Regions from separate parts of the Homo sapiens genome. Here all the other regions are linked to region 1. The links are chromatin contacts, found by Hi-C or POLR2A ChIA-PET in ENCODE. All regions are on one chromosome and are shown on one strand. Each heading gives the region's core, a stretch centred on a gene start or an enhancer-like site at or near the end of the contact. The rest is flanking DNA. Distances are from core to core; before and after follow the strand shown. Region 1 holds the start of TMEM263-DT (TMEM263 divergent transcript). Region 2 holds the start of HCFC2 (host cell factor C2). Region 3 holds the start of TXNRD1-AS1 (TXNRD1 antisense RNA 1). Region 4 holds the start of MMAB (metabolism of cobalamin associated B). Region 5 holds the start of USP30 (ubiquitin specific peptidase 30).

Region 1 (5,315 bases), core at 994-3,493:
CAATCATAGCTCACTGCAGCCTTGAAATCCTGGCTCAAGTGACCTTCCTGCCTCAACTTCCCAAGTAGCTAGGACTACAGGTGCGTGCCACCACACCTGGCTATTTATTTATTTATTTTTTGTAGAAACAGGGTCTCACTATATTGACCCGGCTAGTCTCAAACTCCTGGCTTTAAGCAATCCTCCCACCTTGGCCTCCCAAAATGCTGTGATTACGTGGCCAGGGCTCATTAAGACATGACAAAATCTTTCAAAATAACATCCAGAAATAAATGTTTCATTTTATTTTTCTTGAAACAGGGTCTCACTCTGTTGTCCAGGCTGGAATGCAGTGGTGTGACCACGGCTCAGTGCAGCTTTGACCTCCCAGGCTCTAGCAATCCTCCTGCTTCAGTATCCCAAATAGCTGGGACTACAGGAGGGTGCCACCATGCTCAATTATTATTATTATTTTTTTAAGAGATGGGATCTCCCCATGTTGCCCTTGCTGGTCTTAAACTCCTAGGCTCAAGTGATCTTCCCGACTCAGCCTCCCGAGGTGCTGGGATTAAAGGCGTGAGTCATCTGTATTTTATTTTAACAATCTAAGAAAGGGAGGTCACAGAATGGGAATCAAGAACTTAGAGGAGTTCAGACTATAAAACGAAGAAATACTACAAGTCATGTATTTGTTTGTTTTATAGGCTGAACTCCTACACCAGAAGTTTCTGATGAACTCATGACCTCCCAAAGGAGCTCTTTTAAATCTTAGTTAGTTTATGAAACAGATTCAACTGCTGCTTTGAGTTATGGCTTTTAATAACCGTAAAAATGCAAAATCTCCCAGGAGTGGCTACAATCTTGTCAGTCATTTGTACTTTAATAATAATTAGATTCTCTTGTAAAACGACGTGCAAAGGGAAGAAGAAACAAGACGTAATTGTGCACTTCATAATTTTACCTAGAGTTCAACCTTGAAAGGTCACATATTAAGGATAGAAGTTTGTGTAATAACGAGAAAACAGAGGATATCCGTTTCTTCACATACTGGATAAACAACAATCCACGGATCCTGCTAATCATCCAACCCATATGTTGAATTGACAAGAGTATTTAATTTCCTCTTTCTGCTTTGAGAAACTAAATATCTTGACAGTCTGAGCACAGTGGCTTAAGTGGCCTTAATTCTCTGATTTCATAAGTTAATGATTAGGTTGAAGCTATAAACTATAGTCCATTCCATTTAAGACCTGGATCAAAGTTAGCTTCATCCAGCATGTTTTAGCACGTCCTTTCTGAGCTATGTTGTCAGTAGTTACCATTCAGTTCCACCATCCTGAATATTCTGCAGTTGATAAACCATTTTGTGAATTTTTTTTTTTTGCTTTCTGTGTATGTTTTTGACTCGCGTGTTTTTGCTTCGCTAATCAGATTGCGAAAGGAAACATCTCACGTTTGCATAGGACTTCACAGTTCATAAAGACCTTTCCCACCCACCACAAAAAAAGTATGACAAGTTTCCCGTCATCTTCATTTTATAGGTGTGGAAAGGGAGTCAAAGAAAAGTTAATCGATACCATTTATCTAGTTAAGCAGGCTTTGAGCAGTTCATCTCCTCCCGTCCTCAAAACGACCTTCTGAGGTGTCTCCTGCAACCCTGCTCTGAAGCTCAGAGCGAGACGGCCTCACATCCCAGGGGGCTCAGCTCTGGCGGGGCCGCCACGCGCCTCCCCGTGCCTTTGGACGGGTGAGGAGAGCTGCTGCCCCGGCGGGGACCACGTGGAGGGGCCTGGTCAGCAAGTGGCAAGGACGCGGCGCAAAGCCAGGCTTTCTAATGTACAATCCGCGGCTCTTTCGATACTGAACACCCACCTCTTCAACAAATTCGAGCGCCTGGCAGGCCCTGCACCAAGCCTAGGGTGATGGCGACCCAGGCGGGTTTTTACTCTCAAGGAGCTCAATTCTAGGGCAGGGAGAAGTAAAATTAAAAAAAAAAAAATCATAACAAACTGAAAAACACATAAATAAGCCACGTCTCTCCTCACCCCTAGCACTTAATCACAAAGGCCTGTAGAGAGTCCCGACGAGAACTTCTGAGCAGGCCCCGCTGTCAGTCCCTGAGGACAGCATGCAAGGGAGGTTGACGTCCCTGGACGAAGAAAGTGCTGGAGAAACTGGCGACCGTCCCACCTTCCCTAAGGCGAAGGCTCTGAATTCCGAAGACCGTTACTCGGCGCGGAACGCGGGCACCGCCGACGTCAAAACACCGGGCCTGGGGGCCGCGGCCTACGCGTCTCCCGGGCTTCGCGCCCCTCGCCCGATTTGATTGGATGGTGGCGGGAAGAAGGCGGGGAGACCCCCGGAGGAGGGGCGCGCAGGCCGGCCGGGGGTTCCCACGGAGGCGTCCAGGGGGCGAAGGGGCGGGAGCGGGCCTCGGAGCGTCGCGCGTGCGCAATTGGGACACAGCCGGCTGGGGACTGCTGGGAGGGCCGGACCCTGCGAGAACGGGTGGGCGTGTGCCCGGTGGGCGCGGGAGGGGCCCGGGCTGCACGAGCGCGCGTGCGCGTCGGAACTGGAGCCGCGGGAGGAGGCGGGAGCTGAGGAGGCGGCGGAGGGGGCGGGTCGCGTCGGGCGCCACGTCCGCAGCCAGAGGCCTCCGCCTCCACCACCGCCGCCACAGTCTTCCAGCTCCACATCCTGAGAGGACGCCTCTGGAGCCGCGACTGCCCGGGGTTGTGCCGGCCGCCGCTGCCGCCCAGGCCGCCTCAGCTCTCCTCTGCGCCGGCCCGCTCACTCCGCCCGGCCCCAGCCCTAGCGCTGGCCGCGACCCCGGCGGTGAGTGAGTCGGGATGCGAGGGCAGGGGCGCAGTCCCGGCTTCCTGCCCTCCTCCGTCGCCCTCTGCCGTCGGCGCCCCTGCCCCTCACCTCCCAGTGCCCGGCCTGGCTGCCCAGCGGGGCCTTGGCGAGGCCCCAGCGGGAAAGGGGGAGGGGCGGGACGAAGTTGGGGGCGGATGGAGGTTCGCTTCTGGGGCTACTCCTCCTTATACGTCGCTGACTGCCCCGCCGCGATTGGAGCTTGCGCACCCCTGGAAAGCCTCCGCCTGACTTCTTAGCATCTGGGGGTTCGGGGTTGGGGGCGGAGGAGGAAGGTGAGGGGCATCAGCAGCCTGGGAGAGGGATGCAGCGGAGGGGCTTGGGTACCGGGCTTCCTCGCCCTGCCAACTCCTGACCTGTTGCTAAACCTCCCTTTTGGGTTCAGGCACACAAGACTTTTTCCCAGTGGACACCCCCATAGCTCTTCCTGGGTAGGAAGGCTGTATCTCCACGCCTAACCTAAAGTAAAAGTGGGAATGGAGAGGGTGCTGGCCGCGCCCAGGGGTGACAGGGAGGGCTGGAGCACCCATCCGTGCCGTCACTGCCTCCCAGTCTAAATAAAAACTGCCTGCTCTGCACACGCAGCTTCAAGACCGACCCCCCAGCTCCCACTTCCAATCAGATCGCCTGTCCTAAACCCTTCTTACATAGAAATTCTGGAGCCCTTCGGGAGTGGGGGGAGTGCTGGGTGTACAACGTGGAGCGGAGGGAGGAGGTGCCAAGCTCAGTGCTAGCCACGGCGCCTCCAGGGTCATTTTCTGCCTCCTGCCACGTCACTCACTGCTAAAGAAAAAAAAAAGATTTGCTAGTGCCTAAAGGGATCAGTAGGGAGAGAAGGGGCCACCCGGAAGGGTTTAGAAACACCTAGAGAAAAGGGAAGGGTTCTTAATTTGATTTTTGCGTCCTTGTGAACACTGTGCTAATTCCAAATGAAAATATTTGCTATATGTGATTATTTGCTGTATGCTATTGTTTAGCCTTTGAAACTTCTGCTGGTGTGAGTGCCCTCAGGGGTTCCCCAGGAATATCGATACAACACCAACAGGTAAACGCGCGCGCCCGTGTGTGTGTGTGTGTGTGTGTGTGTGTGTGTGTGTGTGTGTGTGTATGTGTGTGCGCGCTCGCGCCCATGCTTAACTTTTTAAAAAGAAAGGGAGAAGTAGCCTTTGATAAACCCATATGCATCCTGTTTTGCTTTTTCCACTTTCATTTCTTTAGTCTTTGTTAGAACAGATGTACCAGAAACCAAGTTCAGTAAAAATTTGTCCATTTATAGAAAGCATCGTTAGAAATTATAACGGTTGCTACATTGGACAAATATACAGATTTCTTTGTGTGTGCATGGGTTTGATTTTTTTTTTTTTAACTACAGGAAAATCTTTACCTTTGTTTCAGTTATTCGGTATTTGCTCTTTTTCTATTTCCGGAAGATATCTCACTGGATTATATATAAACATCTTGAGAATAAGACCTTTGTATGCTTGTTCACAAGGATGCCTCAGTGCCTAATAGAATGTTTGACACATAGTAGGAATGCAAATATCTGTTGAAATAATGTGAAGATGGTTTACTGGTTCTCTGGTTTAATAGAGTATTGTAATTCTGCTTAATGTTTCATTTAAGGATAACCCTTAAAAATTGCCATTTTGACACTGTCAGTTATTACTCGTCTAAGTGGGCACTTACAAGTTTTACTGGCAGATGACCTTTTCTTCCTTGCTAGATTGAGAGCATTTCTTGTAGCCTATTTGCTGTTGATTTAATGGGCAGGGGCCATCTTTAAAAGCAGACTCTTCTTGATAGTTGGTTTAACTAGAAAAACATAAAAACAGTAAGCTGGAGTTTTAATGTACTCTGCTTGTTGGTGTATATGTTGTAAAGCTCTGTATACATATATTTTTGAATCTCTTTGCAGTTATTTGGCAAAAAAGCTAAAACATGGGAGTGAGGATGTGGTAAAGTTCTTTTAGGTAGAATATGTAGAAGAATTTAGCTAATTCATTTATAGTCGTCTTTTTCTATTATAGGGAAATTGGCACCTACTGTTGAATAACAGGTGGTTTTAAGTGGCTTTGACAATAAACTTGTGCACTGTATTTTGTAGTTAAGCTTTATATAACGTGTTAGTGTTATTTAACTTCCTTTGGTGTATAGAGGGGTGGTACCCAGAGGAAAATTTATGTACTGTTTTTGGAATTTTTTATTATGAATAAAAATTTTATATATGAAATATTACTGAAACCCACAAACAAGATTGATTCATCAAAGAAAACACGTTTCCCAAGAGGTGTTTGTTTACTTATTTCTATTATTGGAATAAATTACCCTTTAGGGAATTGTGTTGTTAATCCTTGCTCAGTGTATTTGCCAGCTGCTAAATCTATGTGATACTATTGTACTGGGCAAGAATTATTTCTCCCCATCTCTACAATGCTTAATGTAACTGCTGATGAATTTGTAGT
Region 2 (5,315 bases), core at 1,275-3,774, 2.9 Mb before region 1:
CAGTGAGAGGGAGAATTTAAGAAGCAGAAGCTAAAAAAAATAGTGAGAATTCCTTTTGGGGTTTTTGTTTGTTTGTTTGTTTTTTAGACTGAGTTTTGTTCTTGTTGCCCAGGCTGGAGTGCAATGGCACCATCTTGGCTCACTGCAACCTCTGCCTCCCAGGTTCAAGTGATTCTCCTACCTCAGCCTCCCAAGTAGCTGGGATTACAGGCATGCACCACCACGCCCGGCTAATTTTTGTATTTTTGGTAGAGATGGGTTTCACCATGTTGGCCAGGCTGGTCTCGAACTCCTGACCTCAGGTAATCTGCCCTCCTCGGCCTCTCAAAGTGCTGGGATTACAGGTGTGAGCCACCGCACCCGTCCTGAGAATTCCTTTTTAAAACATAGAGAGTTATCTCTCAAAAAAAGCTTAGATAGATGAGAAGGTGGAGAAGCATGCTGAGGTTTAAGGGAGTTGGGTGAATGAGGCATATAAGAGAAATTGAAAATGGTAAAATAAGAGGAAAAAAGAGTTTTAGGAAATTTACTATACAGTGTCTGTGTTCTCCTTTGAGTACCTCTTGAGAATCTGAGGTAGGGATTTAAATTGCTTTCAATTTTTTCTTCCACTGGACTTGTATCTCTTATTTATCTCTCTTTAATAAAAATAGAGATGGGATCTCACCATCTTGACCGAGCTGGTCTCAAACTCCTGGGATCAGTGGATCCTTCTGTCTCAGCCTCCAAAAGTGCTGGGATTACAGGTGTGAGTCACCATGCCCAGTCCTTTTTCAATTAAAATTTTAAAAAATAACTTGTATTGTGGATATTTAAGATATACAATATGAAGTTGATATCATATAGACCAGGGGTCCCCAGTCCCCAGCAACCAGTCCTCGGCCTGTTCGGAACCCCCATGACCTTCCTGAGCTCTGCCTCCTGTCAGATCAACCGCGCATTAGATTCTCATAGGAGCTCGAACCCTACTGTGAACTGCCCATAGGAGGGATCTAAATTGTGTACTCCCTATGAGAATCTTATGCCTGATGATCTGAGGTGGAACAGTTTCATGCCAAAACCATAGCCCCCATCCCCTTGCCAAGTCCATACCACCCACTCCCCTGCCAAGTCCGTGGAAAAATTGTCTTCCATGAAACCGGTCCCTAGTGCCAAAAAGGTTGGGGACAGCTGAAACAGGCAGTCACAAGGTTACTATAGTGAAGCATATTAACATATCCATCATCTCATATAGTTACCACCAACCCTTTTTGTGTCTCTGTGGCAAGAGTGGCTAAAATCTACTCATTTGGCATGAATCCCATATGCAGTGCAGTTTTATTCCTAATGGACTTGTGTGATTATGTGTAGGACCAAATCACAGGGCAGCTAGGCCTTATTAAGTGTTGCATTGGCTGGGTGCGGTGGCTCATGCCTGTAGTTCCAGCACTTTGGGAGGCCAAGGCAGGAGGATCACTGGAGCCCAGGAGCTCGAGCTTGCAGTGAGCTCTGATCGCGCCACTGCATTCCGGCAACAGAGCCAGACCCTATCTAAAATAAATAAATAAAAATAAAGAGTTGCGTATGACTGCTACCAGAGGCAGTATGGTATAATGGTTGGATATGACTGCTATCAGAGGCAGTATGGTATATGATATAAGGGCTTGGGGGTTCTGGAATCAGAAGCCCTGTGTTGGAATCCTGGCCCCAGTCTTTTTTTTCAACACCTCTCCTTTGTGTCCATCAGAAAATTACCTTACTGCACTGTGCCTCATTTCCCCGTCCATGAAAGGGAGATAACAGGAGCCACCACACTGGATTGCTGGATGGATTACATGAGTTAATACACATGAGGCACTTAGGGCATGCCAGGCTGTGGACAGCCCTCACTTGTTAGCTAGCAATGAAACAGAAACCTAGAAAACCATCTCTCCTCTGCTTAAGCCAAACAAACCAAAAATACCTCTTGTGGCTCACGGTTCCCAAGCTTCCTGGCATGGCTCCGCACAAAGCTGCCTTCGGTTCGCCCGGCAGGCTTTGTAGCGACCTTCCCTGCCCGGGTCCCAGTCACGGTCGGGAGCAGCCGCCGTGGCCCGGGCTCGCGAGGCAGGCTCCCGCCCGCACCCTCCCGTGCGAGGTCCCCGCCCTGCGCTCCCAGCTCTTCGAACCTCTACCCGAGCTTCTCTCACGTTGCTTGTGAGACTGCCTCGCCCACACATCCTAGATGCTCAATTAAAGTGGACGTAAAGGAAGATGCTGTGGCTTCTTCCCAAAATACCGAACGGGAGGCTCTGGGTGGGGATGGGAGACGTGGTCAGTGGGAAGCGTCCTTCCACCCTAAGGTGCGTTGCTCCGGGTGGCCGCTGGCCAAGTCGCCTGGGGTGGGGGCGGGGCTCCCCTGTCAGGACCCCCCTTCCCCAGCGTCTCTCCACTGCCCGCGGGCCTCCAGCCTGGCCGCCGGCGCCCGCGGCCACGTGACCCCAGCACAGCTGGAGGCGGGTCCCCGCCCTCCCCAGGGAGCAGCCGGTTGAGGCGGGAGCGGTGCATTGTGGGCAGAGGGGCGGGGGTTGGGAAGATGGCGGCTCCCAGCCTCCTCAACTGGAGGCGAGTTTCTTCCTTCACGGGGCCGGTCCCCCGCGCCCGGCACGGACACCGAGCGGTGGCCATCCGGGAGCTGATGATCATCTTTGGAGGGGGAAATGAGGGCATCGCGGATGAGCTGCACGTCTACAACACGGGTAGGCGCGGCGGCGGCTCGTCGGCCCCGCCTGCTGGAGCTGCGGAGGGGGAGGGGAGGCGAGGCGGCGGCCGCGGCCCTGACAGCTGTCACCGCCCGGTCACTGCTTCCTTGGGCGGGCGGCGGGGAGCGCGGCTCAGCCGGGCAGCCCGGGTCCGGCAGCTCTGTCCCGGACCGCAGCTCAGGATCTCCGGGGCCCTTGGGGCGCAACGGACCCCGAGCGGGGCGCACCGGCCTTCAGGCGGGGGATCCCGGACGCCCCCACCCCAGCCCGACAGGCGGACGCAGGCGACAGAAGACCATGTCCAACCGCCTGGGCCACTCCCCGAAATCTCGCCTCTGTCAAAAAACAAAACCCACTCCAAACCAAAGTTCCTTAGGGCCTTTCCCGTCTTTGCCTGCCTTCCTTCCTTAGGAGGAAGACCATCTAGGGGGTGAGGAGGGAAAACGAGAGGCCTTCTGGCACTCTCGCCTCAAATACAACCCGGTGTTTGGCAGGTAACGGTCAAGAGCCCCTCCGTGAGCCGCGCTCTAAAGCGGCGGGGACGTGGTGAGGCGGCCTTGTGTCTGCATACTCGGTGTGGACGCCCTTCTGGACTGGCCCTCGGAAAGAGGACTGTCATAACTTGAGCACCACTGCAGATCACAAGTGCCCCTGGGCAGGGAGCCCCTATCTTTGAGGACCTCTGTGGAATAGAAAGGAAACTGGATTTAATTTTTTTTTCCCCTTGTAAATGCTCAGGCTGTCACAAGAAATCTGTTTGGTGTAAAGACAGTGATGGAATTTTGGGTCTACTTCATGACCGATAACTTTTCTTTGATCAAACAACTTAATCACAGGAATAATTTGAAGGTTAACAAAATAGTGGAGTCTGAGAAGTTTTATTTTTTTCACCCTCTCCTCCTCCCAGCGCCCCAGCATATGAAGGTAAAAAGTTACTGACACTTTGGTCTTAGTGTAAAATCCCTGGCTTTGGAACAAATTAGACCTGATTTGAATCTTGCTCTGCCGGTTGCCCAGGATCAGCGCTAAAGTTACCAAACCTTTTTAAGCCTCACAATTTTCAGTTGTAAAATAGAGATTTTTATACTCACCCAGCAGGGCGTTTTGTAAGAATTAAATGATACAGATCAGGGTTTTTCAACAGCAGCACTCTCGACCTTTTGGGCCAGGTAATTCTTTGTTGAGGTTGGGGGAAGCTGCCCTGTATTGCCCTGTACATTGTAAGATGTTTGGCAGCATCCCTGCCTCTACCTACTAGATGCCAGTAACAGCCCCCTCCAGTTGTGACAACTAAAAATGTCACCAGACATTACCAAATGTCTTCTGGGGGGCAGAATCATCCCCAGTTGAGACCCACTGATATTGATGATATATATTTGCTGATAGTATATGATAACCGTTGTTTGTTATAATCGGTTTTCATTTTATTTTGGCAACTAGCTACGAATCAGTGGTTTCTGCCAGCTGTTAGAGGAGATATCCCTCCAGGCTGTGCTGCCCATGGATTTGTCTGTGATGGTACCAGAATATTAGTATTTGGGGGAATGGTTGAATATGGAAGATACAGCAATGAGTTATATGAGTTACAAGTAAGTGTATTTAATATTGTTTCATTCTGAGGCTTTAATAATGATATTGTTCATAATTTTTCAAAAGATTGCAACATTACTAACATTGTTTAACACATTTTAATATTATTCAAGTAATGTATTATTCAAGTAAACTATTATTCAAGTAATATTATTCAAGTAATGTAAACTTCACATTTTATAGCTTTATAGAAAATGTTTCCACTTCACTTAAAACCCAAAGTTTCCTGGCAAGTCTTTTTCCCATACCCAGTGCAACATTTATAACATCAAGATATCTGTTACGTAGCATCAGTTGTACATGTTATATATTTAGGTTTTTGTATCTTAATGCAGTAGAAACTTTAGCCTGCAACAGGAGCGCCTGGAGAACCTGTGAAAACACAGATTGCTGGGTCCTACCCAGAGAGTTTCTGAGTCAGAGGAAGGCCATGAGCATTTGCATTTCTACCAGGTTCCCAGCTGCTGATGCTCCTGGTTTGTTTGTTTAGAGACAGAGTCTTGCTCTGTCACCCAGGCTGGACTGCAGCCGCGCAATCTCGGCTCACTGCAACCTCCGTCTCCTGGGTTCAAGCAATTCTCCTGCCTCAGCCTCCTGAGTAGCTGTGACTACAGGCACGCGCCACCATGCCCAGCTAATTTTTGTATTTTTAGTAGAGACGGGTTTTCACCATGTTGGCCAGGCTGGTCTTGAACTCCTGACCTCAGGTGATCCACCCACCTGGGCCTCCCAAAGTGCTGGGATTAGCCGACGTGAGCCACCGTGCTGTGCCGCAAATTCTTAAGTATTAAGTACTGCAGGACTCACAGAGGGATAGTTGGCATTGGTATCAACTGACATATTCACAACTTTGAATAAAACTTTCCACATTTGGAAAATCACCATGCCTGGCCCCTAGGCTATACTTTGAAAACCACTGCTTTAGTGTTTTAGAAATTGTTACCCTCATACTAATATTTACTACACCCCCCACCTTGACAATACATACAAAAGAGGAGTAACAGT
Region 3 (5,315 bases), core at 821-3,320, 2.7 Mb before region 1:
TTACAGGCGTGAGCCACCGCACCCAGCCTCTGATCAAATTCTTAAAGGCCAAATTACCTTTATAAAACTGAGGACCCCCTAACATTTACCTTGTAAAAGCTTTTTTTTCTCCTTTTCTCTGTGAAAAAGATGGAATATACAAATTAACTAAGTAATATCTGCATTTTTACAGATTTAATCTCTCAACAATTATTTATTGATCAATTACTATGTGTGCATACTATATTAAGTGCTGGGAACATGATGGTGAGCATAACTAATCCTGGTCCCTGCTCACATGTGGCTATGTACATCTATATTAATTAAACTTAAATAACATTAGAACTTCACATCCACACCTGTACTAGCCATCTTTTATGTACTTAATAGTCACATGTGGTGAGTGGCTATTGGGTTGGACAGTGTAGATTTAGAATATTTTCATCACCACAGAAAGTCCTCTTGGACTGTGCTATTCTAGAGTGAGGGAGGTGGACATTGATCAAATACTCATAAAAGTATGATTGCAATTGTAGTAAGTACTAGGCAGAAAGAATAGATGGTAACATGAGAACATTTCATAGGGGGATTTGACTTCTCTGTTGGTTTTCCCAAGGAAAACCTGTTCAAACTAGATTTGCTCAATGCTTGGAAGTTAGCAAAGCCCTGTGGTGGGAGGGAGGACAGTAATTACAGGGACTGAAAGCAAGCTAATGACTGAATCATGGGGATTGAGGAGAAGTTTGGGTGAGATGAAGGGGTGGAAGGACCACAAAGGGCCTTGTAGAAAGAAGATGAAGAAGCAGAGAGGCTTAGTAACTTGGCTTTGCAGTTAGTAATAGAACCTGGATTTGACTTCAAAGTCTACACTGCATAATAAGGGTATATTCAACAGACTTTGGTTCTGCAATTATCTCTTTTTGCTCCTTCTTTGGAAATTGCCAAAGTTCCCTCTACTGGATTATTCCTTTAGCATAAAAACATGCTGTAATAATTTCCTTCTTAGACAAACCAAAAAAACCAAAAAGTCTGGCCAGGCACGGTGGCTCACCCCTGTAATCCCAGCACTTTGGGAGGCCGAGGAGGGTGGATCACGAAGTCAGGAGTTGAAGACCAGCCTGGCCAACATGGTGAAACCCTCTCTCTACTGAAAATACAAAAATTAGCTGGGTGTGGTGGCATGCACCTGTAGTCCCAGCTACTCGAGAGGCTGAGGCAGGAGAATTGCTTGAACCCAGGAGGCAGAGGTTGCAATGAGCTGAGATCGTGCCTCTGCACTCCAGCCTGGGTGACAGAGTGAGACTCTGTCTCAAAAAAAAAAAAAAAAAAAAATTCCTCTATCCTACATCCCTCTTTAGCTCCTTTCCTATTGTTGTTTTGTTTTGTTTTGTTTTTATAGCAAAACCCCTTTAAGAGTTGCCTATACTTACTCCCTCCATTTCCTTATTTTCTGTTTCTTGCTGAACTTCTTCTAATTAGGATTTCTTACCTACCACCATTTTCATAAGTGACCTCCATGACTCAGCCCTTACCTTATAGGATTTCTTGGCAGTGCTTGAAATAGTTGATCTTCCTTTTTGGAGCACTTCTTCATTGGCTTCTGAGACACCACACAGTCTTGGTTTTCCTCCTACCTCCTGCCAGCTCCTTCTTAGGCTCCATTGCTGGGTTCTTTTCCCCTTTTGCAGTTTGAGCGTGCCAGGGCTCTGTCCTGGGCCATCTTTATTTCTCTAAATACATTAACTCCTGGGTAATTTCATCTAGTCCCATGGAGTGACAGTTAATTTTATGTGTCAACTTGGCTAGCATACGGTGCCCAGTTGTTTGGCAGATAAAAGCATAGATGTTGCTGTGAAGGTATTTTTTAGATGTGACTTACAATGAAATCAGTAGGCTTTGAGTAAAGCTAGTGACCCTCCATAATGTGGATGGGCTTCATCCAATTAGTTGAAGACCTTAGAGAAAAGATGGAGGTTTCCCAAAGAGGAAGCAATTCTGCACCCAGACCACCGTTAGTCTCAAGATTGCCACATCAATGCCTGCTTGAATTTCCAGCCTATCAGCCAGCCTTGGAGTTTTCAGACTTATCAGCCCTCACAACTGTGTGAGTCAATTCTTTAAAAAAAAGAAAAGAAAAAAATCTCTCTATATATACATGTATCCTATTGGTTCTGTTTCTCTGAAGAGCTGTGACTAATACACATGGTATTAAATATCTTTTATGTTTGACACCAAATGTTTATTTCTAGCCTTGACTTCTCCCTTGAACTCCATACTTACATATCCAACTGCTTAGTCAACCTCTCCATTTGGATAATAATAGATCTGTTAACCCATACTATGGATTTGTCCCAAACTATTGTTTTCCCCCACCTCCCATCTTTCTTCCTCCTCTCTGGGTGTTCCTGCTTTTCATTGAAGAGTGCTATTATTTACCCCATTGCTAAAGCCAGAAATCTAGCGTTATCATTGATTCTCTTTCTCTTACATCTCTTATTCCATCCATCTGTACAACTGTACAACATATATCTGTGCAATTAGCTTTACCTTCAAATGTATTTTTTAACCTCACTAATCAGCCTTTATCATCTCTAGCTTGGACCAGGACAGTAACTTCCTAGCAGGTCTGTATATCTCCATATCTCCACTTTTTTTTTTTTTTTTTTTCTTTTTGAGATGGAGTCTCACTGTGTCGCCCGGGCTGGAGTGCAGTGGTGGGATCTCGGCTCACTGCAAACTCCGCCTCCCGGGTTCACGCCATTCTCCTGCCTCAGCCTCCCCAGTAGCTGGGACTACAGGCGCCTGCTACCACGCCCGGTTAATTTTTTGTATTTTTAGTAGAGATGGGGTTTCACTGTGTTAGCCAGGCTCATCTCAATCTCCTGACCTCGTGATCCGCCCGCCTCAGCCTCCTGAAGTGCTGGGATTACAGACATGAGCCACCGAGCCCGGCCATATCTCCACTTTTAAGTCCCTGCCCTCCTTAGCCTATTTTCCACACAACTGAGCAATTATTTTATCATACAACAATCATTTCCTTCTCTTCTCTTCACACTCTGGCATCTTACCACATTTAAAATGAAATCCAAAATCCTGACTATGGCCTGATGATGGATGTGACCCCTGGCTATTCCTCTGACCTCACTTCCTACCACTTTTTTTCTCACTCATTAGGCTTTAGACATACTGGTTACTTTGTGGATTCTTGGATAAGTCAAGCAGACTCCTAGCTTAGGGCTTTAGTATGTTGAAGCCAGAATAAAAATGTGAGACAAGTCTCTAAATTAAAATTTTTTATTTGGAAAGAAAGAATAGCAATTTGGGGCATATATGCAGACAGGGTGGTCTTCAGTATGTCTGAAGAACAAAGAGAAGGTTAGAGGTTTTAGAAACAGGAGAGCTGTTACATATTGCTCTTCAAGAAAGTTCTTTGGGACTAGTTAGGGTTTGGGGAGCTAGCAAGCTCTGGTGAGTGATGGCAGTGGGCAAAATTAGTCCTAGAGTTTCAGCAAGTTCTCTTAGCATTTATAGATAAAGCTGGTCTCAGGTTACAACAGGCAGTTTCAGCAGTCAGGCTTGCAGAGAATTACATTCTTGGAGCAATGTTTTGTACCCTGAGTGCTTTTCCCCCTAGCCCCTTGGCTCTGATTTAATTGGGAATGACAAGAATGACCCAATTTTATGATCAGCTTTCACAAGTACCTCCTCTTTCCTCTGCTTAGAAAGATTTCTTCCCTAGGTACTCTCATGGCCTGTTCCCTCATAGCACTGTGGGCTCTGCTCAAGCATCACATTCTGAGATCTTTCCTGACTTCCCTACCCTACTTTATTCTTCTTCAAGGTACAAAGAACTCTTTCAGAAAAGCTTTGTGTGTGTGTGTGAAGGAGAGCAATGAAATGGGGTGGTGGTAACTGCAAGGGTTGGGGCACATGGGATCATGAGAGCCTTTTCTTTCTTTTTGGGAACAGTTTTGCTCTGTCATCCAGGCTGAAGAGCAGTGGCATGATCATGGCTTACTGCAGCCTCAAACTCCTGGGCTCAAGTGATCCTCCCACCTCAGCTTTCCAAGTAGCTAGGACTACAGGCAGGTACCACCACACCTGGCTGACTTTTATAATTTTTTTTGTAGAGACAAGGTCTTGCTATGTTGTACACACTAGTCTTGAACTGCTGGCCTGAAGCAATCCTCCTGCCTCAGCCTCCCAACATGCTGGGATTACAAGTGTAAGTTACTGCACCAGGTCGGGAGGCTTTTTTAAAATGGTAAAACAACAATGCATTTGTATGATGATGTAAATGATCAGGTAGAGAACAAGCAATTGATGATGCCAGAGAGGGAGGCTAACTTCAAGAGTGATGTTCATTAATATTAAGAAGGAAATAAAAGATGAGAATCCATACACAAGTGAAGTTGGACTTCACTATTCTCCACATAACAGCAATTCTTTGAATGTACAACAATCATTTCCTTCTCTTCTCTTCACACTGTCTTTTTTGTTTTTGTTTTTGTTTTTTTGAGACGGAGTCTTGCTCTTGTTGTCCAGGCTGGAGTACAATGGCATGATCTCGGCTCACCGCAACTTCCGTCTCCTGGGTTCAAGCGATTCTCCTGCCTCAACCTCCTGAGTAGCTGAGATTACAGGCGCCCACCACCATGCCCAGCTAATTTTTGTATTTTTAGTAGAGACGGGGTTTCACCATGTTGGCCAGGCTGGCCTCGCACTCCTGACCTCGTAATCCACCTGCCTCCGCCTCCCAAAGTGTTGGGATTTCAGCCGTGAGCCATTGCACCCGGCCTCACACTCTGGCTTCTTAACACATTTAAAATGAAATCCAGGCTGGGTGCAGTGGCTCACACCTGTAATCCCAGCACTTTGGGAGGCCGAGGCAGGCGGATCACCTGTAGTTGGGAGTTGGAGGCCAGCCTGACCAACATGGAGAAACCCCGTCTATACTAAAAATACAAAATTAGCCAGGCGTGGTGGCACATGCCTATAATCCCATCTACTCAGGAGGCTGAGGCAGGAGAATCACTGGAACCTGAGAGGCGGAGGCTGCGGTGAGCCGAGATAGTGCCATTGCCCTCCAGCCAGGGCAACAAGAACAAAACTCTCTCTCTCAAAATAAATAAATAAATAAAAATAAAATGAAATCCAAAATCCTGACTGTGGCCTGATAATGGGTCTGACCTCTGGCTACTCCTGACTTCACTACCTACCACTTTTTTTCTCATCAGGAAATAATAAGAGTGAAGGCAGAGAATATGGCAGCTTGCTGGTTAAGGGAGTTCTGTCTGATTGATGCTATTTTCTTAAAGTAGAAAGTAGGTCATGAG
Region 4 (2,500 bases), core at 1-2,500, 2.6 Mb after region 1:
TATTATTTTGAGATGGGGTCTCACTCTGTCACCCAGGCTGAAATGCAGTTGCACGATCTAGGCTCACTGCAACCTCTGCCTCCCAGGCTCAAACAATCCTCCCACCTCAGCCTCCCGAGCAGCTGGGAGCACGGGTGTATACCACCACACCCAGCTAATTTTTTTTTTTTTTTTTTTTTGGTAGAGACGGGTTTCACCATGTTGCTCAGGCTGGTTTTGAACTCCTGAGCTCAAGCAATACTCCTGCCTCAAACTCCCAAAGTGTTGTGATTACAGGCGTGAGCCACCGTATCTGGCCTATGATTATTTTGTTCACAGACAGGGTCTTGCTCTGTTGCCTAAGCTGGAATGCAGTGCAGTGGCATGATCATAGCTCACTGCAGCCTTGAACTCCTGAGCTCAAGTGATCCTCTGCCTCAGCCTCCCAAGTAGCTAGGACTCTTAACTCTATCCTACCCAAATTTTTATCTTATACTCCACCAACTCAGGGCCTCTTGCAGGAAAAGAAACCTGAGCCACTTCCATAGTATGAGGCTTCGAGTGTACTCAGAGATGAAGAATTGCCAAAATACAGCTCAAAAAGTGGCATTTTCAAAAAACAATGTAAACAACTCAAGGACATAGCTCAAAATTAAAATGTGACATTACAAGCCCATTCGAAGGTTAATTTCCTGGATCTGTGAACTAAATTAATCCATTATTAATCCACGGTACTCTAGAGGTTCTGAGGTCTGGGTTGAGGTGCAAGTTTCAAGGAATATGAGGAAAGCCATCTTTAGAAGGTGCTGGTGTATCTGGGACCTGGGGAATAAACTGCTTTGGAGATTGGTCACAATCTGAGTCGAGAGCCCTCCTGGCCCACATGGGATATGCCCTGCCCTGCCCGATGATAGCGGGACTTCATTGGGACTTAGGCAAAGACTACCTGGTCTCTGGCGCCCACGTGGCCCACGTTGCCATGGTGACGTCAGAACAGCGTGGAGACGTCACCTGACGGTTGCCGCGGTGACCTCACGGCGGTGTGACGTACCCATGGCGACGACACCACGATTCACGGCAGGTGTTCGAGTTGCCCTTCCCGCCAGCCACTCACCTGTCCCCGTCTTCCACGCCCTGAGGGCCGCGGCTCTGGAAACGGGGATACAGGAGCCTGGCGGCGCCGAAGCACCCGCGCAGGCCAAGACGGCTCCCCAGGCCAAGACGGCTCCCCAGGCCGCACACAGCCATGAGCCAGGCTGCTTGACGGGACCTGACCCCGCCAGGTTCCCGTCCAGTCCGCGGGGTGACTCCACCCACAGCTGGCCGCGCCACCGCTCAGGTTTCAATTTTTATTGGTTCGCAGTTCTCACCCCAGGGCGGGACACTCCCAGGGACTTGTTTCCCATTGGTTTAACGGAAGGAGCGGGGCGGGAAAACCCGTGTCGGCTTGGCTGCAACACCTATTGACCAATGTTCAAGCCTATTGGTAAAGGTACTCCGGGCTCGCGCGCTCTGATTGGCTGGCCTGAAGTACAACGCCTCCTCCCCTTGAGGCACGGGCGCTCTGGGTTGTGGGAGTTGGGGAGCTGCTCCGGCTTCGGCGCGGAGGGGCGGCGGCCGGGGAGGCGGCGGCGGCGGCAGGTGAGAGGCCGGGGTCGGGCGGCCGGGCGGCGCGAGGTCCTAGACCCAGGACGACGCTGAGCCAGGCGTCCAGCTTCTGTGGCTCAGTTTACCCAGCTCTGAGAGTCTTGCCCCGAGGGATCGGCGACCTCAATCTGACAGTCGTGATTTTGAGCTTGACAAGCAAGGGGATTCCCCGCTCTGAGCCTCAGTTTTTCTAAGAAATGGGGATCACGATAGTACTTAGCTCATAGTACACCTGAATCTTAGCGTAAGGTAATCTACGTAAAGCCTTAAGCGGAGGATAATTTTGCGTTATGTATAAAAGTGTAAATTGCACACACCTATAGACCCTGCAAGCTCCTTTCTAGGACTCTGTCCTGCAGAAATACTCATTTAAGTGTGCAAAACGAGGCGTACTGGGTGTTTTCTGCAGCCTTGTTTATAATTGTGACACATTGGAAACAGCCTAAATGTCCAGCAAAGAGTTCTTTCTGCTCCATGATTTCATGTAATTTCTACCTTTAATAGTAGTAGTTGTAAAAGCTGAAACGAAGAACAGAGCCAGTAATAAGTAGCTCTCAGTAATTGAATGATTAGTAGGTGCCAGACACCGCCAAGTGTTTCCCTTGCGTTAATTTAACCTTCCTAACATCCACCGAGGTAGGTACGGTTATTTTCTCTCCATATAACGTGTGGGGAAACCGAGGTTCTTAGCCATTTAAGTGAGTTAACTAAGATGACATCACTGGGGAGTGGAAGAGCTGGCATTTGAACCCAGATCTGTTGGATGTGTCCAGTTGACTCCTGCATTGCCTTTCTGGTACGTAGCAAGTGCTGGACGGTAACTACCTTTTTTGTTATTATGATGGGCTTGAACTAGGTGTTCTAAGATCTCTTC
Region 5 (5,315 bases), core at 1,813-4,312, 2.1 Mb after region 1:
TAATAATGAAAAACTTTGGGACCAGGCACGGTGGCTCACGCCTGTAATCCCAGCACTTTGGGAGGCCAGGGCAAGCATATCTCCTGAGGTCAGGAGTTCGAAACCAGCCTGGCCAACACAGTGGAACCCCATCTCTACTAAAAACGCTAAAATTAGCCAGGCATGGTGGCGCGTGCCTGTAATTCCAGCTATTTGGGTGGCTGAGGCACGAAAATCGCTTGAACCCCAGGAGGTGGAGGTTGCAGTGAGCCAAGATTGCGCCACTGCACTCCAGCCTGCATGACAGAGTGAGGCATTATTGCAAAAAAGAAAAGAAAAAAAAAAGTTTGAAATATTACAAGAATTACCAGGATGTGGTACAGAGACACGAAGTGAGCACATGCTGTTGAAAATGGTGCCAATAGACTTGCTGTAGTCAGGTAGCCACAAACCTTGAACTTGTAAAAATGCAGTATCTTCGAAGCACAATAAAGTGAAGTGCAATAAAACAAGATATGCCGGGCGGGGCACGGTGGCTCACACCTGTAATCCCAGAACTTTGGGAGGCCAAGGTGGGTGGATCACAAGGTCAGGAGTTCAAGAGCAGCCTGGCCAATATGGTGAAACCCTGTCTCTACTAAAAATACAAAAATTAACTGGGCGTGGTGGCGGGAGCCTGTAGTCCCAGCTACTCGGGAGGCTGAGACAGGAGAATCACTTGAACCCGGGAGGCGGAGCTTGCAGTGAGCTGAGATCACGCCACTGCACTCCAGCCTGGGCCACAGAGCGAGCCTCCATCTCAAAAACAAACAACAACAACAAAAAAACAAGATATACCTATATACCTCAATTTTAAGGAAACAAAAATTCTCAATTTTAATTTCTAACAGAGTACAGTTAGATATAAACAAAATCCCTCAATCCTTTTTAAGCGTACAAAGAGATCCGGAGAACAAAAACTTTGAGAACTACTGATCTAATGCATTGATTTCTTTTGTTTTGTTTCTGTAGTTGGGGCTACAGGTATGCGACACCACCCCCAGCATGAATGCAATTACTCAGTCTGGAGTCGGAGAAAGCGATTGAAAGGGAGGGAAAAATCTTGCTGGCTCTAATGCTTTATAAACTGTGCTGTCCAATACGGTAGCTGCTGGCCACTTGGGGCTATTGAGCACATGAAAAGTGGGTACTCCAAACTGAGAGGTACTTAGTACCAAAAAACAAAAAAATAATGGGCCGGGCGCGGTGGCTCACACCTGTAATCCCAACACTTTGGGAGCCCGAGGCGGATGGATCACGAGGTCAGGAGTTCAAGCAGCCTGACCAACATGGTGAAACCCCGTCTCTACTAAAAATACAAAAAAATTAGCCGGGCGTGGTGGTGTGCACCTGTAATCCCAGCTACTCAGGAGGCTGAGGCAGGATAATCGCTTGAACCTGAGAGGCGAGATCGTGCCATTGCACTGCAGCCTGGGCGGCAGAGCAAGACTCCATCTCAAAAAAAAAAGAATGTAAATTATCTCATCAATAATTTTCACATAGAAATGACATATTTTGTTTTTCTTTTCTTTGTTTTTCGGTAGCCATGGGTTCTTGCTATGTTGCCCAGGTGGCCTTGGACTCTGGGCCTGAAGCCATCCTCTCACCTGGCCTCCCAAAGTGCTGGGATTATAGGCATAAGCCACTGCACCTGCCCCAATATTTTGAACATATTGGGTCAAGGAAAAAATATGGTTAAAATTAATTTTACCTCTTGCTTTTTTTTTTTTTTTTTTTTTTTTTGATGCTGAATCTCTCTCTGTTGCCCAGGCTGGAGTGCAGTGGTGTGATCTCAGCTCACTGCAGCCTCCGCCTCCCAGGTTCTAGCGATTCTCCCGCCTCAGCCTCCCGAGTAGCTGGGATTACAGGCACGCGCCACCACACCTGGCTGATTTTTGTATTTTTTAGTAGAGACGGGGTTTCACCATATTGGCCATGCTGGTCTCGAACTCCTGACCTCAAGCAATCCGTGCCCCCCACCCCCACCCCCCGGCCTCCCAAAGTGCTGGGATTACAAGTATGAGCCATCGCACCTGACCTCTTTTTTTTTTTTTTTGAGATGGAGTCTGGTTCTGTCACCCAGGCTGGAATGCAGTGGCATGATCTTGGCTCAGTGCAACCTCCACCACCACGGTTCAAGCAATTCTCCTGCCTCAGCCTCCTGAGTAGCTGGAATTACAGGAGCCTGCCACCACGCCCGGCTAATTTTTGTATTTTTAGTAGAGATGGGGTTTCACCATGTTGGCCAAGCTGGTCTCGAACTCTTGACCTCAGGTGATCCACCAGCCTCGTTCTCCCAAAGTGCTGGGATTACAGGCGTGAGCCACGGCGTCTGGCCTACCTCCTGCTTTTCACTTTAATGTGGCTACTGGAAAATGTAAAATTACCTATGTGGCTCCTGTATATTTCTGTTGGAGAGTGCCATTCTGGAGACAGACAGACCGAACTGCCAATCTCTGTTTCACCACTTACAAGCTGCGTCAAAAAACTTACTATTTCTTCAAATTTCCTGGGTTCCCTGGGATGTAAAATGTGGGTAATGTTAGAGTTGGTGTGAATATTAAATGTAAATAATGAATGTAACATACTTAGCTCTATACCTGGCACCCAAGTAAACAATAAGTTTGTTGGCTATTAAAGACGTTGATTTCTCTACTGATATCGTCAGAGATGGGCCTCATGCTCATTAAAGTTCCTTCCTCTGCGACCTATTTCCACTCTGGCCACAATAATAACTAATTATAGCAGAGGCCTGACCCGACTTTCGGCTGTTGGCCTCCCTTCCCCACATCGAAAAATTCAAATCATGACCCAGGGTCCATCCTAGAAGTGTGCCATCTGTATTTATGAATGGAGCCTAAGCAAATCTGAAAACCAAGCAGCCCCAGGCAACTGAGCCCAGCGTAGCAACCGACGCCGGGGCCTGTTGCTAAGGGAAAAGAAAGAAAGGACGTGGTCCGTCAGCTATTGCTCTCCGGGGGCAGCTACTTCCGGTCCCCCTGGGAGCTGTCCTGCGGTCTACGTTCCCCCGAGGTGCTGGGACTGCGGCCGCAGGTTCCGCTGTCTCGGGAACCGTCGTATCCCTCGGTCCGGCGGCGGCGGCGGCGGTAGCGGAGGAGACGGTTTCAGGCCTCCGGTGCGGCTGCAATGCTGAGCTCCCGGGCCGAGGCGGCGATGACCGCGGCCGACAGGGCCATCCAGCGCTTCCTGCGGACCGGGGCGGCCGTCAGGTGAGATTTTGGGGGGCGGGGCTGCCGAAGAGGCCGGGACCAGGGTCCCCAGCTTGGGCCCGTGACGGCTTTTTCATGCCCTAGTTGGGGTCTCCAGGGCCCGCGCGGGCATTCTGGAAGGTTCTGCGTCCTTTAGGGTTGGAGGCCTGGGCCCGTAGGTGGGAGGACTGACGGGCTCCAGTCCTTCGGCAACACCAATTCTGTCTGCACTCCCCAGGTCTGTCAGTCCCTCCCCCTCCTGTCATTGTTCCCAGGACACCCGGGGCACTCCAGTCTTGTCAAGGCCCCTAATTCTGTCAGTGCCCTCAGTCCTTTCAGTGCCTCCTAGGCCTGCCAAGACCCCTCAATCCTTCTAGTATACCCCCAGTCCTTCTGGGTCCCCCAATCATATCAGTTTCTGGACTGCCAGGGTTCCCCAACCTTGGCACGGTTCTTCTAGTCCTATAAGTGCCCCGGGCCTGCGAGCCCCGCGTTTTGTTAGTACCGCCCCCTATTCCTGTTAGCCCGCCCTCTAGTCTAATATGGATCGCCACTTCTGTCTGGGTCCCTGATGTTGTTAGTGTGAGTAAAGGCCCTTGTTTTGCAAGGGTCTCTAAATTGGTCAGGGCCCCTTTAACCTGTTAAGGTTGCTTGGTCCTGTTAAAGCCCTCCGTTCTTGTTAGGACTCCTCGATTGCCTGGGTCCCCAATCCTGTCAGGGCCCCCATTTCCCTCTTATTCACCCTCCCAAGGGCTCCAGGCTTCAGAACTGAGTACCCCCTCCCCCACTGCTGACCCCAAATGACTGAGACCTGTTGCTCAGGTCGGCTTCCTCTGGAACTGGAGCAGGTTTAAAGAGCTTATTATCCCAGGGCTGAAAGTCCTCGATACTTATCCTGTCCAGTGCCCCCATTCCGTAGATAGGAAGTGTGGCCCCATAGCTGACCTCATAGCAGAGTTGGGAGGAGAAGCCAGATCTTTTCATCCGCAGGCCCCACCACTCTCCTCGTGATGTCATTTTGCAGAGGAATGGAGTTTCCAAAGTCGCCACTTGTCCCTGGGTATTTTTTCCTTATGCTGCCAAAGTCATGGACAAGTCCTCTCTCCCATCCCCTTGACACTCTTCCCTTCAGTTTCCATCTTGAACTTCGTGGTTTTAAGCACAGACCTGGGGAGACAGACAGGCATGATTCAGAGCCATGTTCCTTCACTCACTGTGACCAAGTTGGGCTCTTAGTTTCTTCTGCTATAAAAATGAAAGTGATAGTAGAACCTGCATCTGTGGGGTTGTTTTAAAAATGAGGTAAGATTGTCACAGGGCCTGGCAGAGAGTATGTACCCTTAAATATTAGTGTTTGATTAGGGGATTTTAAAGCACTGGTAAAGCACCTTAGCACTTCCATGACAGTCCTTTATAATCTTTCCAGGCACTTTTGTGAACTCACGTATCGTGTAAAAGCACAGTGATGTATTAAGAAACTTCAAGAATACCTTTCACCAGCTGGGCATGGTGGCTCACACCTGTAATCCCAGCTCTTTGGAAGGCTGAGGCAGGTGGATTTCTTGAGCTCAGGAGTTCGAGACCAGCCTGGGCAATGTAGTGAGACCCTGTCTCTACAAAAAAATTTAAAAATTACCTGGGCATGTGGTGTGCAGCTGTGGTCCCAGCTACTTGGGAGGCTGAGGCAGGAGGATCACCTGAGCCCGGAAGGTGAAGATTGTGTTGAGCTGAGATGGCACCACTGCACTCCAGCCTGGGCACTAGAGCAACTAGAGCAAGACACTGTCTCAAAAAAAAATAAAAATAAAAATAAGAAAAAAAGAAAGAATAGCTTTCATGAATGATCCTGAGATTGTAATGCTTAATTTGTAGCAGCTAACATTTATTAAGTTCTTACTATGTACTGTATGCATTCACACTTATTTAATCCTCACAACAGCCCTATGAGGTAGGTCTTATGGATTGTCCCCATTGTACAGATGAGGAAACTGAGGCTTAGAAGGTGAAGTGATGCCAAATGAAATAGCAAAGCCAGGATTGAACCAGAATAAGGTAATCCCACTTTCTTAACCAAGTTTGGTGCATATT

What was found. Hi-C counts contacts between places; a loop is a spot of excess contacts on that map. ChIA-PET counts read pairs that join two places held with the same protein, here RNA polymerase II (POLR2A). Pooled maps may share reads with other maps.
Region 2: a loop to region 1 is called in a pooled map, with 7 times the contacts of the local background. The contact joins the promoter of HCFC2 here to the promoter of TMEM263-DT in region 1. A Hi-C loop is called at or near these places in 7 of 50 pooled maps.
Region 3: a loop to region 1 is called in a map of CD8-positive, alpha-beta T cell, with 8 times the contacts of the local background. The contact joins the promoter of TXNRD1-AS1 here to the promoter of TMEM263-DT in region 1. A Hi-C loop is called at or near these places in 2 of 168 maps with a recorded cell type or tissue (CD8-positive, alpha-beta T cell and naive thymus-derived CD4-positive, alpha-beta T cell) and 8 of 50 pooled maps.
Region 4: a loop to region 1 is called in a map with no recorded cell type, with 10 times the contacts of the local background. The contact joins the promoter of MMAB here to the promoter of TMEM263-DT in region 1. A Hi-C loop is called at or near these places in 1 of 37 single-sample maps with no recorded cell type and 6 of 50 pooled maps. POLR2A ChIA-PET finds 5 or more read pairs at or near these places in 1 of 52 experiments (GM12878).
Region 5: a map of naive thymus-derived CD4-positive, alpha-beta T cell shows a loop between it and region 1 (7-fold over the local background). The contact joins the promoter of USP30 here to the promoter of TMEM263-DT in region 1. A Hi-C loop is called at or near these places in 1 of 168 maps with a recorded cell type or tissue (naive thymus-derived CD4-positive, alpha-beta T cell) and 7 of 50 pooled maps. POLR2A ChIA-PET finds 5 or more read pairs at or near these places in 1 of 52 experiments (HEK293).

What each region holds. Positions count from the first base shown.
Region 1 is chr12:106,953,252-106,958,566 of GRCh38, forward strand. TMEM263-DT (TMEM263 divergent transcript) reads right to left here and starts at 2,244. Exons shown (of 1, transcript NR_185933.1): 1 at 262-2,244. It overlaps TMEM263 (transmembrane protein 263), which reads left to right and starts at 2,656. Exons shown (of 4, transcript NM_152261.4): 1 at 2,656-2,814; 2 at 3,831-3,898. RefSeq lists a silencer at 2,284-3,043 and enhancers at 2,320-2,614, 3,544-3,603.
Region 2 is chr12:104,062,007-104,067,321 of GRCh38, forward strand. HCFC2 (host cell factor C2) reads left to right here and starts at 2,525. Exons shown (of 15, transcript NM_013320.3): 1 at 2,525-2,717; 2 at 4,161-4,309. The coding sequence starts at 2,555. It also overlaps a transcript of GLT8D2 not described here. RefSeq lists an enhancer at 559-728, a cis regulatory region at 644 and silencers at 2,052-2,211, 2,221-2,390, 2,372-2,541, 2,762-2,901.
Region 3 is chr12:104,278,773-104,284,087 of GRCh38, forward strand. TXNRD1-AS1 (TXNRD1 antisense RNA 1) reads right to left here and starts at 2,071. Exons shown (of 2, transcript XR_007063431.1): 1 at 1,512-2,071. The region is part of intron 3 of TXNRD1 (thioredoxin reductase 1); the gene reads left to right. RefSeq lists a silencer at 3,299-3,593.
Region 4 is chr12:109,572,254-109,574,753 of GRCh38, forward strand. It overlaps MMAB (metabolism of cobalamin associated B), which reads right to left and starts at 1,251. Exons shown (of 9, transcript NM_052845.4): 1 at 1,094-1,251. The coding sequence starts at 1,227. MVK (mevalonate kinase) reads left to right here and starts at 1,541. Exons shown (of 11, transcript NM_000431.4): 1 at 1,541-1,620. RefSeq lists enhancers at 641-1,142, 1,143-1,642 and silencers at 1,402-1,531, 1,552-1,781.
Region 5 is chr12:109,049,514-109,054,828 of GRCh38, forward strand. It overlaps USP30 (ubiquitin specific peptidase 30), which reads left to right and starts at 3,063. Exons shown (of 13, transcript NM_032663.5): 1 at 3,063-3,248. The coding sequence starts at 3,166. USP30-AS1 (USP30 antisense RNA 1) reads right to left here and starts at 4,452. Exons shown (of 2, transcript NR_038996.1): 1 at 4,173-4,452; 2 at 2,528-3,225. RefSeq lists enhancers at 3,257-3,756, 4,090-4,459.